2 separate regions of the Homo sapiens genome follow, and region 1 is linked to region 2. Evidence: chromatin loops called from intact Hi-C (ENCODE). Cell type or tissue: Calu3. All regions are shown on one strand. Links, peaks and the distances in the headings refer to the core of each region. The heading gives the core; the rest is flanking DNA. Region 1 has its middle 70 kb from the start of ADGRL2. Region 2 has its middle 120 kb from the start of ADGRL2.

Region 1 (4,404 bases), core at 157-4,156, 48 kb before region 2:
ATACAATTAATGATTGGTCTGCTTTCTTTAGTTTCTTTAGGTTTCTCTGGACAGCAGCTTATACATTGAAGCTGACTCTTCACAATGTGGTAATGAACCCTTGGTTGCAGTGACCTTACAATGTCAAGGGAGCTCAGATACTACCTCATGCATCAGCCAGTATCACCTTTTGCAGCAAACTTTTGTTTGATTGTCTTGCTGAAGTAAGTAAATTATAGTGAATATAGTCAAGTAGCTTGATAAATGCAATTCTACAGTATCTCAGATCATCATAGTGAATATTATGGATATCGTAAAACATAGAAGGCATAGAGGATTTAGATTAAGAGTATTTGAAATTTCTTCAAAATAAAAACCCTTATCATAAGCTTGTTTTGTTATGGTCTTTCTTTTTTTTAAAGTTAAATGTAAAAAAATTGGTCAATTGACAATTCTGCCTAGGAAAATCAAATAAAAGTCTTAAGACATATATATGGTATTCCATCCATTTCAACATAGCCATTGTGATTTGAAGACAAATGTTAGGTCACTTAGTCTACTATCCTCCACTGGCAAATTCTAAAAGCTAGTTTTCATGAGCATGAAACTTTGCATCTTTTTATTTATGGGCTTCAAAAAACCCTTAAACTCCTAAGTGTTATCTTCTTAAACTAGTTTATGATTTTCACAGCTGCTATTTCAGTTTGTTGTTTTATTGCTTTTGTAAAGAGCTCTGAGATTTTTATGAAGGTGCTAGGCTTATAGTGTATGTTTAATCACCATTTCAGTAATCATTATCTTTGTCATTTAAAACAGTACCTCTGTAAGGCTGTGCTGGCATTAAATAATATACATAAGCAATTAACAGTAAATATTAATAATGATATTGGTAAACTCTAAGACATAAAGGAAGAACAATAGAGTTTAAAAAGCATATGTAGTTCTCTCAAGCTTTTCTCTGACAAGTATAATTTCAAATATATTTATTGTTGAGATATGTAGCTGATGTATTTCTTACAGCTGGAATACCTAGAGATTTTACAGCAATACATCAACTAGTGCACTAGGGGTGGATCTCACATTGTACTCTCTTAACAATAGTTGGCAGCAGGTAACATTCCTTTCTTCTGTGTCTACTCTGACCTGCTCCAAGGTCAAGATAATGAATATGTGATCACTACTCACTTCCCTTTGAAAATATATGGATTTCTCACAGTTATCTACCTGTCCCTTGACTGTGTTAACAGCAATAAGTAGGTTACAGAGAAAAGAAAAAGGGACAGGGACTAGTGATACTCTAGTCTCTGTGGATAGCGAGAGCATTGGAACAATGTTTGGATAGCATAATGGGTCAAGTGCCTTGAACAGATTGTCTTGGTCCAGATTATCAACCCTATAGCTGAGTCTCTCTCTTTTTCTGATGTATCTCAAGTGCTTAGCACAGTGCCAGGAGCACAGGAGTTGATCAATCAATAATCTTTAATGGGTAAATTAATGAATTAACAAACCGCAAAGTGCACTGCCACTCTTCTTTGGGAAGAATTTGTTAGTTGCTTAGTCAACAGTGATAAATGGTACTGAACACTGTCTGGCAAAATTTAAAAAAACAAACAGGCCATGTTGCATCAGGCTGAAGCAAAGCATTATCAAGACGTAGAGAGCAGCAAGCACATACACACATCTGTGAAATACGGAAGTAACTGCAATTACCAAAAAAGAAAATTTGCAAAGCATAAAGCAGTTCAAACTGAATATATAATAAGCATGATATATATGCTGCAAAAAAAAAAGATGATAGAACATTTGAAATCTTAGGGAGTCTCTAGAGGAAGTGCAAAGTCATGGCATTTATTCTGAAAAGTTCTTGAAGGAAATCAGTTTTGAATCAGATTTTGAAGAAGGTGAGAGTTCTCATTTGGTATAGGTAAGTACAAAATTGATAGATTAGAAAGCCAGTGTAGGAATTTAAAAAGCCTAATGGAATTAAGGGGAAAAAAAGTAGGTGGGAAAAAAATTTTAATGAACTCAAGTAACATAGAAACACTTAAAATAGGAAAACCTAACATAGTATATGCACAAATGTTCTAAGAATGTATTAAACATAATACACTGGTTCATTTCTGTAAATAATATCCTTAGACCCTAGCAGGAGGGAGGCTAGCTCAGACAATGGCTTCCTGACGTCAAATTATTGTGCTTGCCTACACAGCCTAGTTAATAATCTTTCAAAATGTAACCACCTGTGAGTGAGATGTTGAGGAAGTAATAAATAAACTATTTTACTGCACCTCAGAGAAATATATTCATAATTTTACCATATCTGAATCATGGGAGGGTAATTGTGATACCTTAGACATGGCATCCTATAAAATTACAGGTTTTGTCTGTGTATATTAGCTAAAGTAGATAATCAGGTTGATCAATAATGTTAAGTAAAGAATGAAACAACAAAAAACTTCTTCAATTATCTGAATTATTAAGGTAAGAGTGAATTTTATAACAAGTATATTTTCTGGATCAGTGGTTCTCTACTTGTTTGAAGCACTGAGGACTATTTTTTTTTTTTCTTTTTGAGATGGAGTCTCACTCTGCCGCCCAGGCTGGAGTGCAGTGGCACAATCTCGGTTCACTGCAGCTTCTGCCTCCCAGGTTCAAGCAATTCTCGTGCCTCAGCCTCCTAAGTAGCTGGGATTATAAGCATGTACCACCACACCCGGCTAAGTTTTGTAATTTTAGTAGAGATGGGGTTTCACCATGTTGGCTAGGCTGGTCGCGAACTCCTGACCTCAAGTGATCCACTCACCTCGGCCTCCCTAGAGATTACAGGCATAAGCCACTGTGCCCGGCCCTGCACTAAGCACTATCTGTTGACTGAATAAATAGCATGCTTTACACTTATTTCTTTGAATAAATGTGTTATTATAATTAGTAAATTTAAATTTTATTTCCAAAGATTTCTAACCTCAAATATAGGACAAGTGGCCACCTCTATAGGAATGGGAGCAATTTTCAGAGAAAAGGGGTAAAAAGGGTTAAGGCAATATGTAAAACATCTAAAATGGTATTTGTTACAATGTGCCTGGTGTTGGCCATTGTATATGTGTTTAATAAAAGTGGAATTCTTCAAGGATGTTTTCTGGTATAACACAGGTTTTCTAACTGAAAGAAGTTAGGGACCACCGAGCTAGACAATTGCTTAGATCTGTGCTGACAGTTGTGCCTTCCTAGGATCACTGGATTAAAGAGCATCTTAGCAGCTTTGACATCTTTGTCTGTCTTAGTGATTGATGCTCATCACAGTGGTCTGAACCATGGTGAAACTATCTCTATCAGTCATTAAGGAAGGCTGTCATGTCATGCATATTGCCACAATTTGAGGATATATCTGAATAGGAGAAGTAATGAAACTGCAAGATGACCAATCCCGTAAATTTAGCCATGTGTCATATATTGCAAGACCCAGAGTATATGGCCAGAATGATATTAATGATGGAGATGGCTTGATTTAAATAGTTTATTGTTCATACGTGTAACTTAAATGTAATTTATTTTCTTTTTCCTCAAAAATCACCCTAGTTACAACTGGAAAGATTAACTGTCAGAAATCAGTTAAATGAGAAATAGAAAATGATTTAATTCATTCCATAATAGACTTGAATTGCAATGGAATTGAAGGGGGAAAATATAAAATTATGAAATGCAAAGAAAATGAAAAAGATGGAAAAAATATGTACATCATTAAATCACTAGTTTCAATGAATCATTTTGCTTAGTATAGACAGCACAGTTGGGTTATCTCAAAAATGCTTGAAATGTGGCATTGCAAGAGGTAGTTCTTTTCATTTATTTAATTTTGCAAAGTCAGGTAATTTTGAGAAAAACAGTACTGCAAGAAAGTACTAAAATTGCAAGATACAGCAGCTCAGTTAAAAATAACTAGAAATAAGAACCCATACTTAGTAGAACAAAAAATAAACTTTAGAAAATTGTTTTTGTGGAATCAAAGATCTCTGACAGGGACAAATGGCAAAACACTTAAGTTGAAAAATAAATACAGCGAAGCTTAGCAATAGAATTAAAACTAGATTTTTAGAAACTGCTGATTATCATAAAAGACTTTTAAATGATGGCTGGAAGATTATTTAAATTGTATACTCAAGTTAGATTAATAAATTATTATATAATAATATAATAAATATTATATAATAATTCTTCCTATATTTGTATCCTAGCATCTAACAAGTGCAGGCACATTGTGACATATGCCTTTTGGGATGTTTATCAGATCTAACCCCTCTTCTTTAACTACTCCCATATCAATAGGGCATCTTTGCTCCCATATTTGAAGTAGGGGATCCTTCCCTAGGGTCATAGCAGATTGGGCTGGAGAAGAAGGACAGTTACCTCCCCAAGAGAAGTGGATCT
Region 2 (4,404 bases), core at 137-4,136:
TTGAAGACTTAAACCTAAGACCTGAAACTATAAAAATTCTAGAAGGTAACATTGGGAAAACCCTTCTAGACATTAGCTTAGGCAAGGATTTAATGACCAAGAACTCAAAAGCAAATGCAATAAAGAAAGCTAAATAGCTGGGACCTAATTCAACGAAAGAGCTTTTGCATGGCAAAAGGAACAGTTGACAGAGTAAACAGACAACCCACAGAGTGGGAGAAAATCTTCACGATCTATATGTCTGACAAATGACTAATATCCAGAATCTACAATGAACTCAAACAAGTCAGTAAGAGAAAAACAAACCATCCCATCAAAAAGCAGGCTAAGGACATGAATAGACAATTCTCAAAAGAAGATATACAAACGGTGAACAAACATAGAAAAAACGCTCAACATCACTAATAATCAGGGAAATGCAAATCAAAACCACAATGTGATACCACCTTACTCCCACAAGAATGGCCATAATAAAAAAATTAAAAAACAGTAGATGTTGATGTGGATACGGTGATCAGGGAACACTTCTACACTGCTGGTGGGAATGTAAACTAGTACAGCCACTGTGGAAAACAGAGTGGAGATTCCTTAAAGAACTGAAAGTAGAACTACCATTTGATTCAGCAATCCCACTACTGGGTATCTACCCAGAGGAAAAGAAGTCATTATTTGGCCGGGCGCAGTGGCTCACGCCTGTAATCCCAGCACTTCGGGAGGCTGAGGCAGGCGGATCACGAGGTCAGGAGTTCGAGACCAGCCTGACCAACATGGTGAAACCTCATCTCTACTAAAAATAAAAAAATGAGCCGGGCATGGTGGCGTGCGCCTGTAATCCAAGCTACTCAGGAGGCTGAGGCAGGAGAATCGCTTGAACTTGGGAGGCGGAGGTTGCAGCGAGCCGAGATTGCGCCACTGCACTCCAGCCTGGGTGACAGAGCGAGACTCCATCTCAAAAGAAAAAAAAAAGAACTCATTATTCAAAAAAGACACTTGCACAAGCGTGTTTATAGCAGCACAATTCACAATTGCAAAACGTGGAACCAACCCCAATGCCCATCGGTCAATGAATGGATAAAGAAACTGTGATATATATATATACATACGTACATACATACACACACACACACACATAATGGAATACTACGCAGCCATAAAAGGAATTAATTAACAGTATTTGCAGTGACCTGGATGAGATTGGAGACTATTATCCTAAGTGAAGTAACTCAGGAATGGAAAATCAAACATCGTATGTTCTCACTGATGTGTGGGAGCTAAGCTATGAGGACGCAAAGGCATAACAATGATGATGGACTTTGGAGATTTGGGGGGAAGAGTGGGAGGGAGGCAAGGGATAAAAGACTACAAATATGGTGCAGTGTATACTGCTCGGTTGATGGATGCACCAAAATCTCACAAATCACCACTAAAGAACTTACTCATGAAACCAAATATCACCTGTACCCCAATAACTTATGGAAAAAAAATAGTATTTGAAAACATTCTGTATAAGGCAATGGTGCTTAATATTTTGGGGTTTAAAAATACTTCTAGAAATCCAAAGACAGCTATGGACTCTTTTCTGAGAAATATGCACATTCATGTCTATTCAGAAAACAAAACCCATTTTCTTTTCTTTATTTACTTTTTATTTTTGAGATAGAGTCTCATTCTGTCACCCAGGCTGCAGTGCAGTGGCACTATCTCAGCTTAGTGCAACCTCCTTCACCCTGGTTCAGACGATTCTCCTACCTCAGCCTCCTGAGTAGCTGGGATTACAGGTGCCTGCCACCATGCCCAGCTAATCTTTGTATTTTTAGTAGAGACAGGGGTTTCACCATTTTGGCCAGGCTGGTCTCGAGCACCTGACCTCAGGTGATCCACCCGCCTCGGCCTCCCAAAGTGCTGGGATTACAGGCGTGAGCCACTGCGCCCGGCCCAAAACAACCCTTTTTCACGAACATTCTAAAGCACTTTCATGGACAAACCTGTATACCAGGTTAAGAACTTCCATAAAGGCAAAGCCCTTGAATGGTGACCTTCAAGGTCCAGAAGAGGGCTTTTAAGAAAAGGTTTATTTTAAGGTTCAGAACAATAGACTCCTATATAGCGTTATCACACATTCCATCCATTCCAAGAGACTGAATTGAAAGAAACAAATATGCACATGGAGCTGCCCCCTCTCTGTGGAGGTAATGGAATTTTCATGCACACACCACAGGGTAGAAGAATTCAAAGGCGCTTGTTTAAGCCAGATGACATGCAGCCACGTTATGGCCAGACCACACTAGCCTCACATCCAAAGAGACACACACAGTAGGTTCACTGCAGTGAAGCATATGAAACATAGTAGAGGTATGGAGTTTGTGCCTTTGAAGCTTAACGTCAATCTTAAGATAGTTCCTAAACAAATGAAAAAAGAAATTACTGTCATTAATCACTCTCTGATTCTTAACAATATTTTTTTCCTCAGTCCTAAAATTTAAGCCGATTACCAGCCATTCCCTGAGATTCAAAGGCCAGGGAAGAACTTGCATGAGAAAACAATGTGTATGCATCTCAGTTGTCTTTTCTGACCCCTCATCTCCTCTCTTTCCAGCAACAGCTTCCTTCCTGTAATACTTTCCTTCTTGCAATGGCAAAGAAAAAGAAAAATACACACACACACACACACACACACACACATATATATGTATATATATGGAACTTTCTAACTGAGCCAACTTCAAATTGCCAAACCAAAATCTGGAAGGTTGCTTTTTAAAATGCTTTTGTAGCCAAACAGATGTATTTCTAAATTTTACTTCATTCACTGGCTTCTCCCCACTATATTTAGGATTCATTGCTCATTTTCTTATCATTTTCCATTTCATTGCTTTTGTTTCACATTCAAGTAACTGTAGGTCAAATGTACTCCAGACTATTCTGTTAAAGACGTGTTAAAATCAAATAGAAACTGCATGATTAACGATATGAATCATCCATTTTATAAAAAAACAAGAAAGTAAACAAGTGCTTGGCAAAGCCCCACCTGCTTTGCTGCTGTTGCGGTGCTATGCATATGGTGAGGAAAACAATTCCCCCTTCTCAAGGCTGAACTAAAATTAGGCTCCACCTGCAAGATGTTAATGAAAACTTACACAGCTGCATTCCAGAAACAAGTTACACAGATTGCTTTTGGAAAGCTCTGTGTAAAAGCAAACTTGTTAGCTCTTTGCCTAGTTCCCAAACTGTAGTATTAATTTTAATGTCAATTATTAGCACAATAACCAACTGATAAGTAACCTCAAAATAGATCTGATACATCCGATAGGAAATACACCGGGACTTTATCCACACATATTGCTGAGTTTAACCCTTTACTCACACATGCATTCTTCCTGTCTCTTCTTTGGCACTGGCTTTCAAACAGAAGACAGGAGAACATGTGAAGTCACTGGAATGGGTCCCAAACAGTTCCAGTTCACATGGAGGCTCCCCTTATCCACATGCTGCTTACTGGCAAGAAGAATGAGAAGCACATGCTTCCTTTGCCCTCCATCCCTTCTGCAGGTTCTCAAGCTTTCTTTGGTAAAGACTCAAATAGGAACCAAATTACATCAGACTCACATCCACCTTTCTCTTACAGATTTAAGATATAGAGGCAGCTGGTGAATTCTTACCAGAGCAAGCAGTCTCTCTGCTTCATTTCCAGGTCAAGTCTTCACAGCTCTGTTCTATAGGCCAAAGGGCTCATTCTTGATCCTCATTACTTTCCTAGGTCTTACTATAGTGCTTATCCTTGGAGGGAAGATGTATTATAGTTTAATTATTTAGTAAACTATGTGTGTCAAAAAATTCAAGAAGCTGCCATTGGGGGATGGAGGATCTCTGCCTTTTAAAAATCCCAGCCTTGAAAAAAATTCCTTTTCATCACTTCCTTTACTTGTAATTTCTTTAGTTTTATCAAGGAGCAGGAAATGCATGCAGTTGTTCTGAGTTGATCTATGTTCCCAACATTGCAGGTGTCATTGTATAGATTCTTAATATTTTCATACTTGCCCCTTCTTTAAGGCTCTGATACAATTTAAAAAAAATTTTTTTTCTGAAAGTCAAATAGGCTGAATTGGATCTCGAGCGGCAAAGTCAATTTCTGTTAGAGATTAAATAATGGAGAAAACAGCAATGCTAACAAGTAGAAGAAGGCTGCCTTTCATTACCCCATCTGATTTCATTAGCCTAATTCACGATTATTAATTATCGGTCTGATGAGATCATCAGTGTAAGCATGCCAGCCTCATGATGGTTGCATTTGGGGAATATTCAGTCTTTTTCAAGATTTCTACATAGCCCTAAGCCGACATTCCGGTTTCATTTCCATTTTCGGCTGCTGCCCTACTCAATAAATGTATCTGAACCGCCTATGAA

What was found. Hi-C counts contacts between places; a loop is a spot of excess contacts. Peaks named below come from ENCODE experiments on the same cell type or tissue, not always from the same donor. Only the 100,000 strongest peaks of a DNase experiment are listed, where the experiment ranks them.
Region 1: it touches region 2 in a loop (4-fold over the local background); 1 of 110 quality-filtered maps calls a loop at or near these places.

Annotation. Positions count from the first base shown.
Region 1 is chr1:81,728,870-81,733,273 of GRCh38, reverse strand. It overlaps a transcript of ADGRL2 not described here. Among named protein-coding and RNA genes, the nearest start is that of ADGRL2, 70 kb to the left of the region's middle. In Calu3, for the core only: no CTCF peak of the experiment used is centred there; no DNase peak of the experiment used is centred there.
Region 2 is chr1:81,680,382-81,684,785 of GRCh38, reverse strand. It overlaps a transcript of ADGRL2 not described here. Among named protein-coding and RNA genes, the nearest start is that of ADGRL2, 120 kb to the left of the region's middle. RefSeq lists an enhancer at 1,937-2,505. In Calu3, for the core only: no CTCF peak of the experiment used is centred there; DNase peaks (open chromatin) are centred at 2,195 and 3,065.